Regions from separate parts of the Homo sapiens genome. Here region 1 is linked to region 2. Evidence: chromatin loops called from intact Hi-C (ENCODE). Cell type or tissue: chondrocyte. All regions are shown on one strand. Each heading gives the region's core, and the rest is flanking DNA. Links, peaks and the distances in the headings are about the cores only.

Region 1 (11,945 bases), core at 2,524-10,523, 55 kb before region 2:
CAGTACTGACTGAGTGGTTAAGTTAAATATTAAAAGCTAAAAAAAAAAAAAAAAAAAAGCCAGTGCCCTTATATAAAGTCTGGGATGTAACAAAAGCCCACCAGGAGTTTTGCCTAGGCCTTTCCTGGGCCTTAAAGCATGACAAAATAATGAAGGAATTCTTAACATGACCCATTTAGGATTAAATAAGTTTTATTTGGTGTCTGAAGAAACTCCCCAGGCCTCCACAAACAAGTTTATTGCGGTCTGAATGAACTCCCCAAACCTCTTGTGATTTAGTAGGAGACAAGATAAGGGTAATCACCCCAGCACCTGGACCCATTTAGATTAAGTGAATTTACTGAGGCTCCAGAAGAAGGCCTTGAGGACTCAGACATTAGTTATAATGTAAAAGAAGTTAATCACTTATGTCTTTAGATGATGCACACTTACAGGTAGACATATAGCTTAGAAGGTATATAAGCTCTGGAAAACTTTGTAATTTTGAGTTGGTCTGGCCATAATTTCCAGGCCTTCTACCAGTAACTGGTTGCAGAAATAAAAATTCTCTTCCTCCCCAGTTCATCTGCATCTTATTATTGGGCCACAAGAAATAGCAGCCTGACCCTCATTTTGGTCTAGGAACAGTATGACGACACGGTCCTCTGGTCTAAAGGGGAGGAGGTTGTGTTTGTAGTAAAGGCAAGACAGAGTCCAACTCCTGTAGAAATAGGGCAGAGGAACAGGCGGTGGGCATGAAAAGCATCTCACAGAAGAGTCGATATAGAGGTAAAGGGAGTCAAATAAATCAGAGGTTTCTGGTTGGGAAGACAGAGAGAGACCATGAAAAGAATAGGTTCCGGGAAAGATTCAATAGAAGACTGAGCAGAGAATGTCATATATGCATGTGGAGTTTGGAGTTCTTGCAGAATACCCAGGAAATGGAGCCAGTGAGGAATTCACTTTTGCAGCAGAGGTGGAAGAGGGCAGGATGTAGTCCAGAGCTGGAATGTAGACTTAAGAGTTCTGAGCATTTGCTTATAACAGCTAACCAGCTGCTATAGTCTGAATATGTGTGTCCTTACAAAATTCCTATGTTGGAACCTAACACCCAATGTATTAGTATTAAGAGGTGGGGCCTTTGGGGAAGTGACTTAAGTCATGAGGGCTCTGTCCTCGTGAATGGGATTACAAAAGAGGTTGCAGGGAGCTCCCCTGCCCTCTTTTGCCCTGTGAGGACACAGCAGCAAGACATCATTTATGAAGCAGGGAGCCCTGACTAGATACTGAATCTGCTGGGCCTTGATCCTGGGCATCCCAGCCTCCAGAACTATGAGCAATCAATTTCTGTTGTTTATAAATTACCCAAGCTGTGGTATTTTATTATAACAGCCTGAATGGACTAAGACCAACTCAAGTAAAAATAGAGCTGAGAAAGTAAGCCAGGTGTGAACCTCAGTGTAGGTTTCCAGATTTTTTAGGTACTAGAATCTCATCTCCCTTCCTGATCTCATTGCCAAACTCAGCTCATTACTTTAGTATTTATCATGCCTGTGTGATTTCAATGATAGGAAATTTATTATAAAATTAAAATTGATAATAAATTTGAGACAGGGTCTTGCTCTGTCACCTAGGCTGGAACACAGTGGTGCAGTACTAGCTCACTGCAGCCTCAAACCCCTTGACTCAAGCGATCCTCTCACCTCAGCCTCTGAGTCGCTAGGACTATAGGCATATGCTACCACGTCTGGCTAATTTTAAAGATTTTTTTATAGAGACAGGATCTCACTATGAACTCATAGGCAGACTTCTGAGCTCATAGGCAGACTTCTGTTTTTCACTTTAGTATGGAAAATGAAAAACACCTTCCAGAGAAGGTGGTTTCTGGTAATAACTGTTTCTGAAAGAGACATATGGCCAGAATTTATTTTTTTAACCTTATATTTAGTCAACCAGAAACTAGGAGGATTGTTTTTCAGGATAGGCTTGAATAGAACTAATTTTAAATGATCAGCAGTTTACTGAAAGGAGAAAGAGGGAAAACCTCTACCCCAGAAACACAAAGGTGGAGTTTCAAAAACTCTGGGCCAGGTGCAGTGGCTCACACCTGTAATCCCAACACTTTTGGGCTAAGGCAAGAAGATCACTATGGCCAGGAGTTAGAGACCAGCCTGGCAACATAGTGAAACCTCATCTGTAGAAAAAATTTTTGTAATTAGCTGGGCGTGGTGGTGTGCACCTGTATTTTTAGCTACTTGGGAGGCTGATGTGAAGGGATCACTTAAGCCAAGGAATTTGAGGCTGCAGTGAGCTATGATTGCAGCATTGCACTCCAGCCTGGGTGACACAGTGAGACCTTGTGTCAAAACAAACAAAACAAAAAACTCCGTAGTTACCAAAGTTCAGCAGTAATTTAAGAGCTTCTTGGTCCATCTTACCTCACCTCTTCACTTTAACTCTGGGTGCATCTGGGCTCCAAGGCAGCAGCTCCTCAAGGGTTAAAATGGCAAAGAAATGAGCACTTTTTACCCCATTTGGTCTGCTAATATTAGTGATTTTAGTAAGTATTTGTAATGCTTTCTCCCATGGTAGAAATACAAGTAAAATTTCCCTAGGTAAATCCTGTATGCCACCCTGAATGCAACTAGTTTGGGTTTATACAAGTCAGAGAAGGTATTTTCTGGTGATAACTGTGTCTCTGAAGGAATGATTGACAGGGCAGCCATCTTCCCACCCTCAACGTCTCGGGCTCAGGCCTCATCAAAGCAGTGATGGCCCCCTCCTTAGAACCCAGAGATGTTTGACTTCGCCATGGGATGTGTTGACCAAATAAAAGTTGAAACATCATCAAAATGGGACCACACGTCTCAACACACAGGCACCTCCCTGCCCGTCAGGGAAACCATGTCAGGCCAGGAGGACAATTCTGACATCATGTGGATTACCAACTGAGGTTGACAGGAAAGAAAGAACCATGAGTTCATAGTCAGGTCTGTGAAGTTTTTGACTTGAAAGCAAGACAGATAAAATGGTCTAAAATCTTGTGTTTGGAAAGATGAAAGTTCTATTAAAAATGTTATTTTCTCGCAGACGTACAATATTACAAGTAATCAGATTATGCCTAGACTTTCATTGTGGTGGTATCTTGGGTGTTTGCATATGACCAAACTCATCAGATTGTACACAGCTCTTTGTATATCAAGTATATATCAATAAAGCTGTTAAAAAAAAATATACCTGCTCAGAAAAGCCAGAACAACACCCCCCACCCACCAGCTCACCCACCACATGTTCCTTCCCAGCACCAAGAAAAGAGTCACAGGCAAGAGGGCTCCAGATTTAGGTCTTTGGTTCTCAGCCCTGCCGTGTACTGAAATCTCCTGAGGAGTGTGTCCCAGCCAGCAGGCACGGGTGTTTTTAAAGCTGCTGGACAGTTCTGACGTGAGCCTGTGCTGAGAGCCACTACTTTCCACAGCACTCCTCACAGGTGTTTCTTGAGGCTGCTGGAGTTCTGCCTGAACCACCTCCTGGTTTGAGTTTTATCCACATGTATGGGCTGGGACTTCTGCTGCCTCATTCAAATGAGAGAGCTTTCCTGGGGTAGGTTGGATTCCTAAAGGCAAAGCCAGGATATGACCCAGGAGGTTATGCCATATTAAGGCTGGAAATGCATAAGTGTATTAAGTAATATTATAAAGAAGCTTGTGGGGCCGGGCACAGTGGCTCAAAGTGCCTGTGATCCCAGCAGTTTGAGAAGCTGAGGTGGGCAGATCACCTGAGTTTGGGAGTTCTAGACCAGCCTGACCAACATGGGTAAACCCCGTCTCTACTAAAAATACAAAAATTAGCCAGGCATGGCGGCGCACACCTGTAATCCCAGCTACTTGGGAGGCTGAGGCAGGAGAATCTCTTGAACCTGGGAGGCAGAGGCTGCAGTGAACCAAGATCGCACCATTGAACTTCAGCCTGGGCAACAAGAGCGAAGCTCCATCTCAAAAAAAAAAGAAGCTTGTGGCTGGGTGCAGTGGCTCATGCATGTAATCCCAGCACTTTAGGAGGCCAAGACAGGCGGATCACCTGAGGTCAGGAGTTTGAGACCAGCCTGGCCAACATGGCGAAACCCCGTCTCTACCAAAAATATAAAAAATTAGCTGGGCGTGGGGGCGCACACCTGTAATCCCAGCTTCTCGAGAGGCTGAGGCAGGAAAATCACTTGAACCCAAGAGGTGGAGGTTGCAGTGAGCCGAGATCGTGCCACTGCACTCCAGCCTGGGCCACAAGAGCAAAACTCCATCTCAAAAAATGGTGATGAGTAATACATTTTTGCGTAATAGACTTATCATTGGGAGAGATGAGTGTGAGGCAGTGATGTCATCTGAAAGGGAAGTGAGCTTGCAAGAGTTAGTGGGAGAATGTCCTGATGATCACAGATGACTTGTCTAGGAGGGAAGAGGCAGGAATGCCCTGGGCACCAGTGTGCCCAGAGACAAACAGCCCACCAGGCTGAGATTTTTAGAAGGACCTGGGTGAGAGATGGGAGGTGGGCTTGTCAGGACAGTCGCCAGAGCAATGGGGACCTCTCGAAGGCGTCAGGAAATTATTAAAAGGGTGTTTTGTGCTCGATTGAAATTAATTTGGGTTTGCCTGTCTAAGGTCCTATTGGGTTGGTCTTTTATGGGACCGTGAGACGGGGCATCAGTGATCTGACACTGTCCTGTTTTAATAGAGATGTTTGATAGCATCTCTGCTGAGATCAGTAATAGTCCAGTTAGGTGGATTTGTAACTGTTATAATAGCTGTATTTATAAAATTATGATTAGTAAAATCTCAACATAGAAGAAATGTCTCTAATGGAATTCACCATTGACTTAATCATCAATACTTTAGCATTGACTTGAATGAAAATAGGGAAGGCTTGCAATGTTGATCATATGTACAAGTTCCTTCCCTCCCTCCCTCCCTCCCTCCCTCCCTCCCTCCCTCCCTCCCTCCCTCCCTTCCTTCCTTCCTTTTTTCCTTCTTTCCTTCCCCCTCTCTCTTTCTAAATTAAGGTACAATTCACCTACCATAAAATGCACGTGCCCATTTTTTTAATCCCGATGCTGAAACCGATCTGCTCCATCTGAGTAGAGAGCATCTGGCTGTGAGTTGGGCTGAGCTCATGGGCTGTCACCTTTCCGTCTTACCACGTCACCCTCCTTTTCTGCGCACTCCTAGAGTCCTTGCAGCTAAGCCAGGACTCACTTCGTGGTGCAACCTTCTTTCTTTCCCTTTGGTTTTCTTTCTGCAGGCAGACTGCTGGACTTTGGGAAGGTCTCAGGTTTTGGATTTCAGCTTCAGGGCATGGAAAGATTCCTCTTCATTTTCAGGCCCCAGTCTCGTCTCTCCCTGACCCGACTGTGGATTATTGCACGTGGCCATTCTAAGTCATGTGTGTGATTGTCACAGAGAGGAGGAGCAAAGTTGCCTGGGTGGCCTTCAGCAGTCCTGGGTCCCAGCAAAACTTGACTCATATCCTTCATGTCAGTGACAGAAAACTGGAAGGAATAGTGAATGCCTTGAGTGACAGAATGAGGATCCAAAGGCTCTTGACAGGATAAAAGTAATGGGCCAGATTGCATAAGTTTACCCTTTTTATGGATAAGCATAAGGTCCTATATTTGGGTCCCAGACTGTACTGCATCCGTACAGCATGAGAAGACAGAACTTACTGAGAAGAACTTGGAAGTTTTGATGGAAGGTTTATTAGGATTTGGCTGTGTCACAGTTGTTAAAAAGGTTAATCCTGCCTGAAGCTCCAATAAGTGTGGAAATGAGAGTAAACTGGGATTCTTCCTAATAAAGAGAAACCATAATTTTGCCCAAGCTAGGCATTGTTTCCTGGAGAAGAGAAGGCTTGGGAAAATATGCGAGTCCTTTTGGACATTGGAAAGAAAGACTGGCTGTGTGAGTCATGAATCAGCCTAGTGGGGCCTGCCTTGGATTCTGCACAAGGAACAGTGCCCATGGTCATGGAAGGCACTTGCCCTGGGGCCTTGCTGCAGGGAGTGGCAGCGTCTGCCTGGGCAGGTTGGAGGGGAAGGTCAGTCACTGAATGGTCGGGTGGATTCCTTGATCCAGGTGAGGCACAGAGCTCTGCAGTCCTTACAAGGAGATTTGCTGGGGCACTGGGTGGCTAAGGACCGAGTCTTCCTCTGCTCCCCCAGAGGCTCATGTATCCTTTGGAGTTTTCTGCTGAAACTTTATAGGGTTCTGTGTTTAGTTTCTCTGGAGAGCCCAATTTCTCATAGGTAGCTAATTCGAAGGCCAGTGATAAGCCTGAATGTACTTCCTGCTTCTAAATTGGGAAGCCTCCTTCAAGTATGTGCTGCGGGCTCAGCTCTGTGGAGAATGCAGGTAATAATGAGTAGTGTAAAAAGCAGGGTTAGCTGGCAGGGGCAGTGTGATTGAGGAGAACAGACCAGCTGTCAAATTGAGAGACTGGGACTGGATGGGAGAAAGGAGCTGTTGTACCAGCAAGTGCTTAGTGAAGAGAAAGGTTTGCTGAGGGTTAATCCTGCAGGCAGGAGAAAGGATTGGATTCTCGAACTCCCCAAAAAAGTTACAGTCCCCACCAACTCTATCTCCAGACCCGCACCCTGAATATTTTACTCCGACTTTAGCTGCTCCACCAGATGCAGAGATGATTTTTCTATAAATCCTTTTAAATACAATTACTGCTAAAGTGGTGCTTAAGTTCAGGCTGCTGTAACAGCAATACCAGAGGCTGTGGGGCTTAAACAATGTGTGTTTATTTCTCACAGCTCTGGAGGCTGGAAGTCCAAGACCAAGGTTCCGTCAGCTCTGGTGTCTGTTGAGGGCTCTGTCCGTGGTTCGTAGGCACTGTCTTGTTCCATCCTCACGTGGTGGGGAGTGGAGCAAGCAGCAAGCCCTCTTCATGGCTCTTCTTACAGAGACCCCCAACCCTGTCACGAGGGCTTCACCTTGGTAACCGGATCACCTTCCAAAAGCCCCACCTTTTAACACCATCCCATTGCGGGGTAGCCTTTCAACACACCGGTCTAGGGGAGACACTTTCCATCCATAGCAACAACACATGGAAAGGTTTACAAACTGACTTTTGGCTTTTTTTCTTTTTTACATAGAAAGATTTTGTGACTTTACTAACACTGAACATTCCTTGACCTAGTATGTTATCCTTTCCTTCTCGTGAGATTTATGTAACCCAAAGGCTAAGAATTAAATGTGTCCAGTGGCCATACCCTCTTTCCTCCTGTGCAGGACTAAGCATAACACATGCTTCCTTCTTAGGCTCCAAAAACTCCCACAGCGACCACCTGTTGTTTGCATTTGTTTGTTGCTCTGACACCTGTCTAAATCGTGGCCCGTAGACTCTCAGACATACATTTCCTTTTACATGACGAATCCCAGGGACCGCAGGTCCTATCATTGAGATAAAAGGCAGGCACCCTTTTATCTCTATAATATACCTAATTACCTGTCAGCAGCTGCTCAGAGTGGACTACCCATTCTCTGACCTCAGCAGAAATCTACATTTGTATCCAGGGGTACAGTAAGGAATACTTGGCTAACAGGCAGTAAGTCCAGGGGCCCATGTCTGCTGCTATACGTGATCTTTTCATTCTTTTGAAGTATCATGTGTATTTCAGAGTCTCAGGACTATAATTAGATATGCTGTGGAGCGGATTTAGTTAAGAGTAATGTTTCTTCCTTTCTATGGCAAGTCTGACAGTTTATACATCTGGCACACAGAGAAGAACGAGATGAAAAACCCTTGCTGTTTTCTCCATCCTGATCTGTTCTGCAAAGGTGTAGTCTTGCGACGTCCTTGGGAGCAGCATTGCCATTCTGAGGCTTAGGGCAGTAGGAGTATTTGACTTGATGCATCCATGATAGGCATCTTCAGTGTGCTCGACTGCCTGGTAATGTTTACTACTTTAATTAAGCTCAGTGTTGCAGTGAATATCTCTTTGTAATTGCAGCTCTTTGGAACATCAGCAGGTGTGTGTGCTTAGGGCCCCAATTTACCAGCAGCTTCAAAAGGAAGAAAGCAGCAGACAGAAAAGGGGTAACAGTGTCAGCACCTGGGTAATTGTGTGCTCCTTCGAGTAGCTGGGGCCTGCCAGCATCCACAATGGGAGCCGGGCCAGCGCCGCAGATGAGCCGCAAGAATGCGGAGAGTGAATGGGTCTTCAGCTCATGGAAGGAGCATAAAGGGTTCCTGTGTTTTGAGAGAAGAAAGAGATAATCAGTTGACAGCGTGTATTTGCTGCTGGTGTTCCAAATTTGGATTCTGAAAAGTGAGCTAGAGCACATAGATGTTGTATCTTGCCAACAAAGAGGAACTTGTAATCCGTTATACTCCAAATATTCTAGGACGGGTATGTTCTCAGGCTGAGGGGTGTATGTGTGTTAATTCTGGACGAGGGCTCTACATATGTCTGAAAGCTGGTAGTCTGCTCTCTCCAGCATGGGAAATAGAATGCCATAGGGCTTAGGTTTCCAGGCAGCAAATGCTTCCTTACAAGTGTAAAGCTGAAAGGGAAGCATTTTAGCAAATTCAGCTCATGAAAAATGATTCAGTCACTAAATTTATTAGTGTATACCTGCTTTCCTCTTTTATATCAAGTGCATGGCTGCCAGCATTGGAGGGACCCAAGTATTAATACCTCTTAAGCATTGGCTGTGCTCAGAGCTAGAGCACAGATATAAGAGCTGTTACAGTCTGGAGTAAAACCCGAGAGAGAGACACACAGGAGCATCTTGGTGGCAGAGGGTGGTGGAGCAATGGGAGGGAACTAGCAGGAGCTCAGAGGATCATGGCCAGTTCCCCCTAAGCTGCAGGTGTATGTCGTCTCTGTTCTGCACCCCCCTTATTCCCCTCCCTCACCATCAGCACGTGCAGAGGAGGCTGTTCATGGCTAGGCAGTGAGCTGAGTGTCCAATTTGAGAGGGTATTCATGAGTGTTGTATCTTCTAGAATTTGATCACTTGAGGACAATATATAGTAGAATTAGGCGTAAAAATGGTAAGAGCCATTTGACTAAAGCCATTGCCACCTAGACAGAAGACAAGGACCGAAAGACCTTAGCCCAGCACTGTTAACAGCAGAAAGTGACCTTACAGTCAGGGAGACCTGAGCCTGAGGGCCACCCAGAATCTTCCACGAGGATGAATGGAGCCAGTCCTGGACACACCAGAAGACTGAGCCTGTCCACTTTTAACTTGGGGCTTCCCTGGCAGCAGCTGTGAAGAAGTGTGCCTTATGTCACAGCCTGGCACACATAGATTTTTGTGCATGTGTGTGGATGTCTGCTGAAAACAGCTAATGTTGTGGGGGCATCCGCCATTCACTACAAATCGACGCCGTCCTTTCACCTCATATCGCATCTTTATTATATGTCTCTATGATTAAGTTACCTGCTAATTGTAGCGCATTGCTGACATCATATGATACAGGTTTTTCTGGAAATCTTTCTGGTCAGTATGCAGTTCCAAGCTGAACAAAGAACCATGCAAGCACCATTAAAGAGTGGTTGCTGAGTTCCTGTCTGTGGGTCCTGTCTCAGGGACCTCCTGTCATTTGCCCAAGGGTCTGTTTTTTTCACATTGTCTCTGTTACCATGGTCTTTGAAATTTCCACAGCAGGTTATAAAAGCAGGGCCAAAGAAGAATAGGAAAATCAAGTGGGGATAGAGAAGGTGACCCTTTGGTCATGAAAGGCTCCATGTTACTGGAGAGGCAGCATCTGTGCAAAATGCTTTCCTGAAATGCTGGCCAAGTCCACTCTTCGCTTCTGCAGACAGTGACCTGGGCTGGAGGTGCAACATCTCTAACGTCTTGCTTCTAAGCTTATTTCAAACATGGCACTAATAATACTTTATCTTGTATGTGGATGTTTTGAAAATTAACAAGACGTTTGTGAAGCATTTAGCCTGGTGTAAGATAAGAAGTGCTCATAACCTGTAAGCTGTGTTCTTCTTGACTCTGTGGCTGTGTAGTAAATCACTATAAACGTAGCAGACTGAAACAGCACACCCTTATTACTGCAGAGCTCTGTAGATCTCAAGTCTGGGAAAGCACATTTGGGTTCTGGGCTCAGGGCCACCTCACAAGGCTGAGATTAAGCAGTGGGCTGCACTGCATTCTCACCTGGAGCTTGGAGTCCTCCGAATTGATTTGGGTTGTTGGCAGAATTCGGTTTCTTGTGGTTGTAGGATTGAGGTCCTGCTGGGATTGCTGTTGGTGCCTGCAGACCACACTCAGTCCTGGCTACATGGCCCTCTCACGTGGCTGCTATTAATACTATTTCAAAGCCAGCAGGAGAATCTCCAGTCTGCAAGGGCAGAGACTTAGATAACACACCATCTCGTTGAATGTTCTGTGATTGTGGGAGTGGCCATCTGGTATTCACAGGGTCCTGCCCACTGAAGAGGAGGGGATTATGCAGGGTGGGTTCTCTGAGGGGTGCAATTCTTCGGGCCATGGTTGCATTCTGCCTTCCACACTCCTAAACTCACCATGAACCTCACTGGAGTGCTGAGGACGCCTGTCTTTGCACATTCGTGAGAGGAAACGGTCCCACCTCTTTTAGTTTACAGTTAATTGTCTGAACTCCATCCACCCTAAAAGCAAGAAGTCCTTCATCTCCCTCGACTGCTCCCTTCTCTTCCACACACACAGGCACACACACATTGATCAACCGACACCAGTGAGATTCTAGGGGAAGGCCTCGGAGAATTGCAGAAGGTACTGTTTGTGCAGGGCGCTGGCCTGCAGAAACAGCCAGACCAGGTGTCTCACTCCCCCTCACACCCTGTGCTCCTGCACTCATCTCCAGCATGCAGCCGTGGAACCAGGGGTACCAGCATTCCCCCGTCCCGAGCACTGAGACCCTGTGTCAGCTTCCCTCATTGGCAGACTGGATTCCTGCGTGCTCTCTTTTCAGACGTCACCTCCTGCACATGTCCTCCCTGAGCACCCTGCTGCCTCGTGCTCTCAACCTGCCGGTGCCGGCTCCATTTTTCACCACAGAAGAACTTATTACTGTCTAACACAGTTTATGTTTTCTCGTTTACTATTTTCTCCCCCTTCTAGAGAGAAAGCTCCTCCCCAGCAGGGGTTTCCTCTGGGTTTTCCCTGCTCCACCCTCAGGAAAGCACAGAGCAGGCTCCTAGTAGCCCCTTGGTGGATGCATGGAGTGTCAGGAGTGCAAGTGGCACGATCTTGGCTCACTGCAACCTCTGCCTCCTGGGTTCAAGCAGTTCTTCTACCTCAGTTCCCTGAGTAGCCGGGACTACAGGTGCACACACTATGCCCAGCTAATTTTTGTATTTTTAGTAGAGACAGGGTTTCACCATGTTGGCCAGGCTGGTCTCGAACTCCTGACCTCAAGTGGTCCACCTGCCTTGGCCTCCCAAAGTGCTGAGATTACAGGTGTGAGCCACTGCACCCGGCCAGGACCAGCAACATTCTTGAGCACTCATTTAGGTAACTCTCAGTGGGAGCCAATGGGAGCATTTCATGGAAATCACAACACTTTGGGTACTGGGTAGGGATTCATGTTCATGGGCCAGGGGAAGACTGTACATGAATGCTGCCATATTGTCTGTGGAATGGCGTGGGGGTGGAGTGGGGAGGGAGTGTCTCTCAGCCCAGTTTGTCCTTGAAACAATAGAGGATTTAGCTGCCGTTGGGTGCGGGGTGTTTACAAAGAGGCAGCACCACCTCCAGGAGCTTTGGGCCTACTGGGTGCACAACCAGGGAAGAGCAGCTTTGGAGCTTGGGTCTGCTGAGTTCCAGGCCGCTGTTATCTCACTTTGCATCTTAACTAGTTTTCTACACATACTTCTACATAAAACAAGCCTATTTGTACTGCAATAATCTACACATTCAGTGCCCAAGACCTTAGGCTGAATTGTATATTTCTCCCAGGTACTTTTTTT
Region 2 (11,945 bases), core at 1,997-9,996:
TGTCTGTATTGGTGTGTAGGAATGCTTGTGATTTTTGCGTGTTGATTTTGTATCCTGAGACTTTGCTGAAGTTGCTTATCAGCTTAAGGAGATTGTGGGCTGAGACAATGGGGTTTTCTAAATATACAATCATGCTGTCTGCAAACAGAGACAATTTGACTTCCTCTTTTCCTAATTGAATACGCTTTATTTCTTTATTTCTTTCTCTTGCCTGATTGCCTTGGCCAGAACTTCCAATACTGTGTTGAATAGGAGTGATGAGAGAGGGCATCCTTGTCTTGTGCTGGTTTTCAAGGGAAATGCTTCCAGCTTTTGCCCATTCAGTATGATATTGGCTGTGGGTTTGTCATAAATAGCTCTTATTATTTTGAGATATGTTCCATCAATACCTAGTTTATTGAGAGTTTTTATCATGAAGGGCTATTGAATTTTGTCGAAGACCTTTTCTGCATCTATTGAGATAATCATGTGGTTTTTGTCATTGGTTCTCTTTATGTAATGTATTATGTTTATTGATTTGTGTATGTTGAACCAGCGTTGCATCCCAGGGATGAAGCCAACTTGATCATGGTACATAAGCTTTTTGATGTGCTGCTGGATTTGGTTTGCCAGTATTTTATTAAGAATTTTTGCATTGATGTTCATCAGGGATATTGGCCTGAAATTTTCTTTTTTTGTTGTGTCTCTGCCAGGTTTTGGTATCAGGATGATGCTGGCTTCATAAAATGAGTTAGGGAGGATTCCCTCTTTTTCTATTGTTTGGAATAGTTTCAGAAGGAATGTTCCCAGCTCCTCTTTGTACCTCTGGTAGAATTCGGCTGTGAATCTCTCTGGTCCTGGACTTTCATTGGTTGGTAGGCTATTAATTGCTGCCTCAGTTTCAGAACTTGTTATAGGTCTATTCAGGGATTTGACCTCTTTCTGGTTTAGTCTTGGGAGGGTGTATGTGTCCAGAAATTTATCCATTTAGAAGAGAAAATTTTTAATGTTCCTAGCACAAGAAAAAGATAAATGACTGAGGTGAGAGCTATCCTAAATACCCTGGTTTGATCATTACACCTTGCATAATTGTCTCAAAATATGACATATACCCCATAAATGCATATAATTGTTATATGTCTATTAACAAAATTTTAAAAATAAGGACTGGATGTGGGTGATGAATAAATGAGGATTTGGTATACTATTTTCTCTACTTCTTATGTTCAAAATATTTTATAATAAGTTAAAATGAATAATAAAATAACCAAAAAAGATCTCAAAAACTACTATATTTTGTACATTCATATTACAGGCACACTTTATTGTACTTCGCTTTATTGCTCTTTGTAGGTATTGAGTTTTTTACAAATTGAAAGTTTGTGACAACCCTGTATCAAGGAAGTCTATCAGTGCCATTTTTTTCCAACAGCATGTGCTCACTTTTTATCTCTATGTCTCATTTGGTAATTCACATAATATTTCAAACTTTTTCATTAATAAATAACTGTTATGGTGATCTGTGATCAGTGATATTTGATGTTAGTGTTGTACTATAGGGTGCCAATAACTCTGCCTATACAAGATGGTGTACTTAATCAATAAACGTGTATTCTGACTGCCTTACCCTCCATTCCCTCATCTCTTTCCCACTCTCTTCCCTGACACACAACAAACAATAATGAAATTAGGCTAGTTAGTAACCCTACAATGGCCTATAAGTGTTCAAGTGAAAGGAAGAGTTGTATGTCACTCATTTTAAATCAAAAGCTAGAAATGATTAAGTCTAGTAAGGAAGGCATGTCAAAAGCTGAAACAGGCTGAAAGCTAGGCCTCTTGCACCGGGTAGCCAACTTGTGAATGCAAAGGAAAAGTTCTTGAAGGAAATTAAAAGCGCTATTCCAGTGACACACAATGCTGATATAGTCTTCAATTCTATGGAGGCTGAAAGAGGTGAGGAAACTGCAGAAAAAAAGTTTGAAGCTAGCAGAGGTTGGTTTATGTGGTTTAAGAAAAGAAGTCATCTCCATAGCTTGGAAGTACAGGGTGCAGCAGAAAGTGCTGATGTAGAAGCTGCAGCAAGTAATGCAGAAGATCTAGCTAAGACCACTGAGGAGGGTGGCTACACTCGACAACAGAGTTTACATGTAGACAAAACAGCCTTCTACTGGAAGAAGATGCCATCTAGGACTTTGTAGCTTGAGAGGAAAAGTCAGCGCTTGTCTTTAAAGCTTCAAAGGACAGACTAACCCTCTAGTTAGGGGCTAATATAGTTGGTGAGCTAAGTTGAAGCCAGTGCTCGTTTATCATTCTAAAAATCCTAGGGCCCTTAAGAATTATGCAAAATCTACTCTGCCTTTATCCTATAAATGGAACAACAAAGCTTGGATGACAACACATCTTTTTACAGCATGGTTAGCTTAGTGTTTTAAGCGCACTGCTTCTCAGCAAAAACGATTCCTTTTAAAATATTATTGCTTATTGACAAAAGACCTAATCACCCAAGAGCTCTGATGGAGACATAGAAGATTATTGTTGTTTTCATGCCTGCTAACACACATTCATTCTGCAGCCCATGGATCAAGGAGTCATTTTGACTTTCAAGTCTTATTGTTTATGACATACATTTTGTAAGGCTATAGCTGTCATAGATAGTGATTCCTCTCATGGATCTGGGCAAAGTAAATTGAAAACCTTCTGGAAAGGATTTACTATTCTAGATGCTGTTAAGAACATTTGTGATTCATGGGAGGCAGTCAAAATACCAACATTAACAGGAGCTTGGGAGAAGTTGATTCCAACCTTATGGATGACTTGAACCCCTTCATGGAGGGGTTCAAGACATCAGTGGAGGAAATAACTGTGGATGTGGTGGAAATAGCAAGAGAAATATAATTCGAAGTGGAACCTGAAGTTGTGACTGAATTGCTACAATCTCATGGTAAAACTTTAATGGATGAGGTATTTCTTCCTATGGATGAGTGAAGAAGGTGGTTTCTTGAAATGGAATCTACTCCTACTAAAGATGCTGTGAATATTGTTGAAATTACAACACAGGATTCAGAATATATCATAAACTTAGTTGGTAAAGTAGTGGCAGGGTTTGAGAGGTTTAACTCCAATTTTGAAAGAAGTCCTACTATTGGTAAAATTCTGTCAAACAGCGTCGCATGCTACAGAGAAATCTTTCCTGAAATAAAGTCAATCAATGCGGCAGACTTCATTGTTGTCTTATTTTAAGAAATTGCCACAGCCAGTCCAACCTTTAGCAACTACCACCCTGATCAGTTAGCAGCCGTCAACACTGGGAAAACACCCTCCACCAGCAAAAAGATTATGACCCACTGAAAGCCCAGATAACCGTTAGCATTTTTAGCAATAAAGCTTTTTTGTTTGTTTTTAGACAGAGTCTCGCTCTGTCGCCCAGGCTGGAGTGCAGCGGCACGATCTTGGCTCACTGCAATCTCTGCCTCCTGGGTTCAAGTGATTCTCCTACCTCAGCCTCCTGAATAGCTGGGACTACAGGCACCCGCCAGCACGCCCAGCTGATTTTTGTATTTTTAGTAGAGACGGGGGTTTCACCATATTGGCCAGGCTGGTCTCAAACTCCTGACCTTGTGATCCGCCCGCCTCTGCCTCCCAAAGTGCTGGGATTACAGGCGTGAGCCACTACATCCGGCCACAATAAAGTATTTTTTAATGAAGCTATGTACATTGTGGCTTTTAGACATAATGCTGTTGTGCACTTCATAGACTACAGTATAATGTAAACAACTTCTATATGTAGTGGGCAACCAAAAATTTGTATGACTCAAACTTTATTGCAATGTTCACTTAATTATGGTGTTCTGGAACTGAACCTGCAACATTTCCCAGGTATTCCTGTACTTCAGGCGTTTCTTTTGCCCCCTACCCCATAACTTTTTATTGTAATGTTCCTGTCTCAGATGGGCTGTGCGGAAGTGTCCAGAAAGGATCTCGTTCCACTCCTGTGCCTGTGTGGAAGGGGCCCAGTGCCCTCCTATAAATGGTGTGGTGGGTGCAAGGATGATTGTCAAGACACCCCCTACCCGCAAGAAGAAGGTGAAGGGAATTAGATTTGAGTCCTGTTGAATCTCCTCCCTAGGAGATCTCCCTCTGATGCCAGCCCTGAAGATCCAGGCTTCACTTTTACAAAAAAAGATGTATGTTCTTGTGCAGGTCTCAAGAGTATAATGAAGGAGGAGCAACGTGGCTTGGTCTGTTTTCAACAGTGACAGGAATGTTGGAGAGCACTCTCTTTGTCTTTCTCCCTGGACTCCAGAAATCACAAACAGTGCTGATATCATTTGCCACAGACCTAGTATTCAGTGCACATGGGAACAGAAGATTGATAACAAGTGTGTACCTGTGAAAACTGCCTGGGCGCAGCCCTTACCAATGACAATCCTTCATGTTTTTGTAGAAGAAAGGAATTTTGCATCTTACTTTAAAGCTTACGTGGGGAAAAGCTTTTAGATGTATATTCTTTACCAGTGCTGTCCACTAAAGGTATGATGTGAACCAGTGCATTGCTTTAAATTTTCATTACAAAGATTAATCAAAAAAATTATTTTAATGATATTCAGCCTAATATATCAAAGTATTATTTCAACATGTAATGATATAAAAGTATGTGAGTGAGAAATGTTACTTTTTTCCATATTCAAAATCCAGTTTGTATAACACATACTCAATGCACACTTCCACTTGGAGTGGCCACATTTCAAGGGCTATAAGAGCTGGTAGCGCTGGTGAGTGATTTACTGGACAGTGCAGAACCAGAGTGCATAGGGAAATGCCCAGCTCCTGGGTTCTGGGTGGTTACACAAGTTCCAGTGCTGGGTGGTCAGCCCTGAAATGGCATCCAGGTGCTGCTGGGGACACCCAAGAGAAGAGGCGGAGGACTGGTGGGACCTCAAGAACACCCCCAGGTCGGGGAGGTAACACTAGGACCAGCCTGAGGTCTCCTGCCCGAAATGTGCCCCCAGCCACAAGTCGGTGACTCCAACTCCCAAGGGGAAGCTCAGGGGTCCCTGGAAGGAGTGAGATGTTCTCAGCAAATGGAAGTAGGTGAAATGCAATCGTTGCTCGTCTTTTTCTTTATTACCATCCTTGTCAGTGTGGGTGCACAGAAATGTAAGATGCGGACAGAGGGCAGAAATCCTGGCTTCTCATCCAACCGCATTTCCAAAGGTCTGCTGACCACCTGGGTGCTACGCCTCAAGGGTGACATGTTTGTTTCTCCCCTCAAGGGTGACAGGTTTGTACTTAAAGGTCTCTGGGACCTCTGGCACCAGTGACATCCCTGATGCCCAGAAGTAGGCGTGTTGAGGGGCTGCAGGGGCCGCAGGAGGGTGGCAGGACCTACCGAGGCAGGGGCGGTAGAGGGCACAGTGCGGGGGTGGAGGGCTCCTGTCCCCTCGGGAGGCCAGGCTGCTCGCTGCTCTCCTCTCCCAGGACAGGCTCGGTGGCCAGAACGCCTCTGCAGGAACCTGGTCGGAGCTCAGCTGGCTCCTTCCAGGTGACCCCAGCCAGTCACAGGGAGGGGCAGCTTTTCGTCCAACCTTCAGCTGCCTTCAGGGTTCCCCTGCGCCTGGGGAGGGAAGGCTGGGGCGTCGTCTCCCCATCTGTCCTGCGCCCGCTGGCCGCGCCCTTCTCCGAGACCGGCCCCCCACCCCGGCGTAGTGCAGGCCTGGGCCTGGCGCTGCAGCTGAACGAGGACCGGGCACCGGCAGGCCCCGAAGCGATGGCAGACGCAGGTGGACGGGTGTCCCTGACCTGCGCGTCCCTGGAGAGGGGTTCGGACGAGGCAGGGCCGCAGTGGCGCCGCGGGAGACTGGGATGGGAGGCCTCCTGGGCCCGGAAGGCCGGCGTCCCGGTCCATCCGGGAGAAGCGCGGGCCCTCCCCGGCCGTCCCCTGTGCCGCGGGATCGGGACCGCCTGAGGCACGGGCGCCGACAGGAGCAGGGGACCCGCGGCGCTCCGGGAGCGGACACCTGCCAAGCACTTCAAGGTCTTTATTCGAAACCAAACCCATGCCTTTATTTTTTATCTAATTATGAAAATAGTTCGTGCTCATAGCAGAGAGAGGCGCAGAGAGAGGAAATGCACGCGGCCTGCCACCCTAGCCAACAGCCCGGGACCCACACGGGAGTCTCTGTTTTACTCCAATATTTTTCATGGTATTTCAACGGTCCCCTCTTCCCTGCTAAGGATTACATCGCATCTCAGTGCGATTAAACTGTTCCAGTTTATTTAACCCCCTCTTCCCATTTTGTTTTTCACTTTTAAATAAAATATGTCATTGAAGAGGGTGGGCATGTCCTGCGCGTGGCTGCGGTGGCAATGCTGCTCCTCGCCAGGGGCGCCGCCTCCCCCTCGTCCGGGCCCACCGTTGCCAGCGCCCTGGCAGCGAGCTGGGGCCGCGCTGGGCACTGGAATAGGATGCGGGAGACCTGAGTCCCCCAGACCTGGTCCTGCAGCGCTGCCAGGCCCCAAGGTCTCTCCCTTCCCTTTCTGGAGCCTGGGTGTGGAGGATCCCGCGGAGGATTCCAGGCTATGCAAGATGACGGAGCCTGAGTCCCTGGCTGACTGCGTGGAGCTGAGATCTCCTGCCAACTGCCAGGACCGGGGCTCGAGCGAAAAATCAACCTTTATTGTGGTGCCCCACAGTTTCTTGGCATAATTGTGGATGATGCAGACCAAATACAATAACATGAACACACTGTACGCCCATCCCACTTCAGAAATAGAAATGAGGTCCCTATGAATCTTTCTCATTGCACTCCCATTATTATCCCATATTTTGTGTTTATAATTTCTTTGCTTTTATAATTTTACCATGTGTTTTGTTTCATTTTGAACTTTATGATATTGATACATTTCTCCAATCTGTTTTCTTGCTTGCATTCTTGCTAATTTTTCTCTATTATAAATAATGCTTTGCTGAGCATGCTTGTCACTATGTTTTACGTACATCCACATTTATTTCCTCAGAGTAAAATACTGGATTTAAGTTGCTGGGTCCAAGTATATGTACATATTTTAGGGCTTTTGACAAATATTACCTTCAGAAGAATTATTATGAATTCTGCCAGCCTTTGCCAACACTGTTTATTATTGGGAATTATATGTGGAAAATCATTATAATGATTATAATGATTTTGAGTGAATGATAATGAATAATGGTTTTTTAATGAATGACAGTGATTTGCCATAATTACAATGAGTTGTAATTATAATGATTTAGTTCATATATAATTGCCAATTTGAAGGGAGAAAAATCAGCCCCATTTTCTGTTCTTTTATTACAAGAGTTCTTCACCACCTACACAAACCACCTTCTTGAAAGGGTCCATGGTTGGCAAAACCAAGGCTGGCAGGATTAAGCTGTCACAGAGAAGAGAGGATTAGGGAGAAAATATGAAACATAGCATTAAATCTGTATTTACAAAATTTATATGAAATATTGCACTAGAGATACATATGTATATGTACACGTATATTTATAGCATACATACTGCATTAAATGCATATGTATATGAAATATGGCATTAAACATATATTGAATGGAGAAAATAGTAGTTCTCTTAGGTATCCACTTCCCAACAACCATTCAGACAGCCCTCCTCTTGAATTGCCTTCAGTTCCTTATTTAGGTGGCGGCATCACTCTGGGGTCAGTCTCTCCCCTGTCCTTTGAGGACATACAGACCTCACCTATTGTTTAAGTGTTTGAACCAGCCCCGAACCCAAGCAACACCAGAGTCCTCCTTACATTTCTTCAGTGAGCAAACCTTACGCACCGTGAACTTGGGAGTCAAACCAGCTGTGCCCCTCACTAGCCGGGTAAGCGCAGGGAGGTATTGTGCCACACTGAGCATCAGTTCCCCAATCCGAATCAGGATAGAACAATTCCACTGTTGCTTGGTTTACCCAACTGCTGCTGTTCCTAATCTGACGCCTTGCCTGATTCTTCTATAGTACCTGGAAAAGCCACCTATCATTTTCAGTTGTCCAGTCTCCCTTGCAGCAGGGGCATCACATGACACAGTTTTGGTTGATGAATTGCACATAGAACTCCACACTGGAGCCCCTGGGGAAGATTTCACTTTTCTCATAAATGGGATAAGGGTTGCTGGCATTGCCACAAGCCCGTTCACCCTGCTTTGATCACTGATGTGATATCTAGAGCTGCAATAACTATCCTGTGACAAAGAGGGAAAGGCCAACATAATCACAGAGACATCAGCTTTTATTGCTGAACTTCTGAAGCAGTGAGCCAATTCTAGGTTTATCATCTGAAAGAATAAATTCCTGTTCAGTTGTTTTGTTACTAACCTCCTTATGAGATGGTTGTGAGAATCTTGTGAAGTAATGGTTATAATGGCTAGATACAGTGCCTGGCATTGTTAAATACTCATAACATAATTTTATGATTGTTAGTAGTACCAACTGATGTCAGTTGCCACAAGTTACTTCAACTCTGATATATGAGTCTGGCCAGGGATAAGAAGATGTTTGTTGAAGATCATCCTTGGCTGCCAATTAGCTATCAGTGACCCTGGGCAAGTTTTGAACCTCTATGGGTGTGGTTTCCTCTGCTGTTTATAAAATAATACCAAAGTTCCCTTGCAGCTCTAAAATTATTTTGTTTTCCCTAGAAATTTTTTTCCATCACAGGATGTAGCATCCAGGCTGACAGGACCAGAGAAGAATGTCTACAGCAGGGAAGGGTGTGGTATCTCTAAGTTACATGTGCACAGTTTACAGTAGTCCCTCAGGGCACACAGGACTTCCCAGCCAGCACTTCTCATGTGATGTAATATGAAGTGCCAGTATCACTGAAGTAGTACTCATATCAAAAATGTATCACCTCGGCCGGGCGCGGTGGCTCACGCCTGTAATCCCAGCACTTTGGGAGGCCGAGGTGGGCAGATCACGAGGTCAGGAGATTGAGACCATCCTGGCTAACATGGTGAAACCCCGTCTCTACTAAAAATACAAAAAAATTATCTGGGCGTGGTGGCGGGCACCTGTAGTCCCAGCTACTTGGGAGTCTGAGGCAGGAGAATGGAATGAACACAGGAGGCAGAGCTTGCAGTGAGCCGAGATCATGCCACTGCACTCCAGGCTGGGCGACAGAGCGAGACTCCGTCTCAAAAAAAAAAAAAAAAAAAGTTTCACCTGGATACCTCCACAACAGTGTTATCCAATAGAACTTTCTATGAGGATGGAAATGTTCTACACAGGCACTGCCCAATACATAGCCACTAGCTACATGTGAACACTGGGCACTTGAAATGAGGCTAGTAAGGCCGATGAACTTAATTCTTAAATTTAAGTTAATCCTCATCAAATTAAATTCATTAATAAATACCCATATGTGGCTAGTGGCTACCATATTGGACACCACAGCTCTAAAGGGTAGACCTAACTTCCTGTTTATAGGAAGTGGGAGATTGCAGAACAAGTTAAATGACACCAGAGGGAAAGAAGCAGACAAACCCATAAAGGAGAAGCTCCATACAACAGTCCTGGAGTCCTGAGAAAGTCAGCACCATTAAAAACAAAACAAAAACACCAGGTTGAGGGGATTGTCCTAGGTTGACAGAGATGAAAGAAACATAAAAGATGTACTTAGACTGGATCCTGATTGAAAAACAATACAGACCTCAAAGTCAATTGGGGGAACACTGAATATGGCTTGGATGCAACATAGTATTATCAAAATCATTGTTAGCTTTCTCAGGTGCAATACTGGTATTATGATTATGTGGCAGTTTATTATTTTTAGAAGAGGCATATGAAGTGTGTAGGAGTAAGGGGTCCCAATGTCTACAGCTTATTTTCAAATGATGCAGCAGGTATGTGTGTCTGTGTGTGTGTGTGTCTGTGTGTGTATGTCTGTGTGTGTGTGTGTGTGTCTGTGTGTGTGTGTCTGTGTGTGTGTGTCTGTGTGTGTGTGTAGAGAAAGTGAGAGAGAGAGCAAAAGAAAGAGCACACGTGCTAAAGCAGATATGACAAAATGGTTTCACCCCCTCTTCTGTTCTGTTATGCAAGATACATCTTCCAAGAGAGAAAATAGAAAATGTACCTAATAAACCCAGTGACTTATCAGGAAATTTCCAGGCAGAAGGTCAAAGATGTTGTCTGGCTCCTCCTCTTTTTACATAAAGAGCAAGAAGAAATGTCAGAGAAAGAAGCCAAAGAGAGGGCTATTAAACATAAAGCAGTCAGGCTGGTTTGAAAATTCTCAGACCTTCCAGATGGCAAATAATGCCAAATTTAAGAAATGGCTTCCAGGCAAAAATAAAACCCAAGGTACTGTCAGAAAAATATGGTATAAAGAGAAAATCAAGGGTATAGCTTGTAAAATCTCTTGTTAAGAGTTTTGTTAAGAGAAAATTCTGGGGTCATGCCTCAGACAACTGTTTAGATTTAAAAAAAAAAAAAGAGTTTCTACGAAGCTGGCAGGCATTGTGCCCCAGCAACTGAGCAGAGGCTGATGCCACAATGGGGTGAACACATGGGAGCTGGGGAGGGCAGAGTGTATTTTTCAGGTGGAGGGATATGAGTCCTGTATCCAGTTTCCAGAGTGGCCCTCAATCCTCTCTGCCTCCTGATATTTGTGCCCTTGTGCAGTCAATTCTACACTGAATACAATGCGGTAGAGGTGATGGTGTGTGACTTCTGATAAAGTGAGTTGCAATTTCTGCCTTGGACTCTCTTGGATCCTTGCCATGTCATAGGGACTCAAGCAGCCATGTGAACAGGCACACATGAAGAATGTACTGGGTTGGGCAGTGTCTCCTCAAAATTCATGTCCTTCCTGGACTCTTAGAATGCGACTTTATTTGGAAATAGGGTCATTGCAGATGTAACTAGTCAAGGTGAGGACATACTGGAATAAGGTGGGCCTATAACCCAACATGACTCTTGTCCGATGATCTCTAACTTAAGCTGATGACATGGGACAAGCCTCCAAACCATCATCAAAGCTCTAGACTACAGTAGATAAATTATAAAATAAAGAAGTTACGGCCGGGTACGGCAGCTGTCACTTATTGGGGTGATTTATCACACAGCAATAGATAAAGGGCCAGTCTTGTTTTATGGATCTACACTCCTTCTGGCCCTTCCCTGCATCATATTGAAGCAAATCCTGAACATTTCATCTATAAATATTTCAGCAGGCAACATATCAATCTGAATTAAAAATTACAATAGGCCAGGCATGGTGGCTCATGCATGTAATCCCAGCACTTTGGGAGGCTGAGGCGGGCAGATCACCTGAGGTCAGGAGTTTGAGACCAGCCTGGGCAACACGGTGAAACCCAGTCTCTGAAAAATACAAAAATTAGCTGAGCGTGGTGATGTGCGCCTATAATCTCAGCTACTCAGGAGGCTGAGGGAGGAGAATCGCTTGAACCCAGGAGGCAGAGGTTGCAGTGAGCCGAGATTGTGTCATTGCACTCCAGCCTGGGTGATAAGAGCAAAACTCCGTCTCAAAAAAAAAAAAAAAAAGGGACAATAATTCCTTCATATCTTTACAGATCCAACCAGTATTTACATTTATCTGTTTTCTGTTTGTTTGTTTGGTTTTGTTTTGTTTTTTGAGACAGAGTCTCTCTCTGTTGCCCAGGCTGGAGCGCAGTGGCGTGATCTTGGCTCACTGCAAGCTCTGCCTCCTGCGTTCATGCCATTCTCCTGCCTCAGCCTCCCGAGTAGCTAGGACTACAGGCGCCCGCCACCACGCCTGGCTTATTTTTTGTATTTTTAGTAGAGATGGGGTTTCACCGTGTTAGCCAGGTTGGTCTCAATCTTCTGATCTTGTGATCCGCCCGCATCAGCCTCCCAAAGTGCTGGGATTACAGGCGTGAGCCACCACGCCCAGCCACATTTATCTGTTTTTTAAAAATTGTTTGTATCTGATCCAAATAAGGT

What was found. Hi-C counts contacts between places; a loop is a spot of excess contacts. Peaks named below come from ENCODE experiments on the same cell type or tissue, not always from the same donor. Only the 100,000 strongest peaks of a DNase experiment are listed, where the experiment ranks them.
Region 1: it touches region 2 in a loop (4-fold over the local background); 12 of 110 quality-filtered maps call a loop at or near these places.

Annotation. Positions count from the first base shown.
Region 1 is chr7:55,498,684-55,510,628 of GRCh38, reverse strand. The region is part of intron 2 of VOPP1 (VOPP1 WW domain binding protein); the gene reads left to right. Among named protein-coding and RNA genes, the nearest start is that of VOPP1, 68 kb to the left of the region's middle. In chondrocyte, for the core only: no CTCF peak of the experiment used is centred there; no DNase peak of the experiment used is centred there.
Region 2 is chr7:55,443,225-55,455,169 of GRCh38, reverse strand. It overlaps a transcript of VOPP1 not described here. Among named protein-coding and RNA genes, the nearest start is that of LANCL2, 84 kb to the right of the region's middle. In chondrocyte, for the core only: no CTCF peak of the experiment used is centred there; DNase peaks (open chromatin) are centred at 5,654 and 6,446.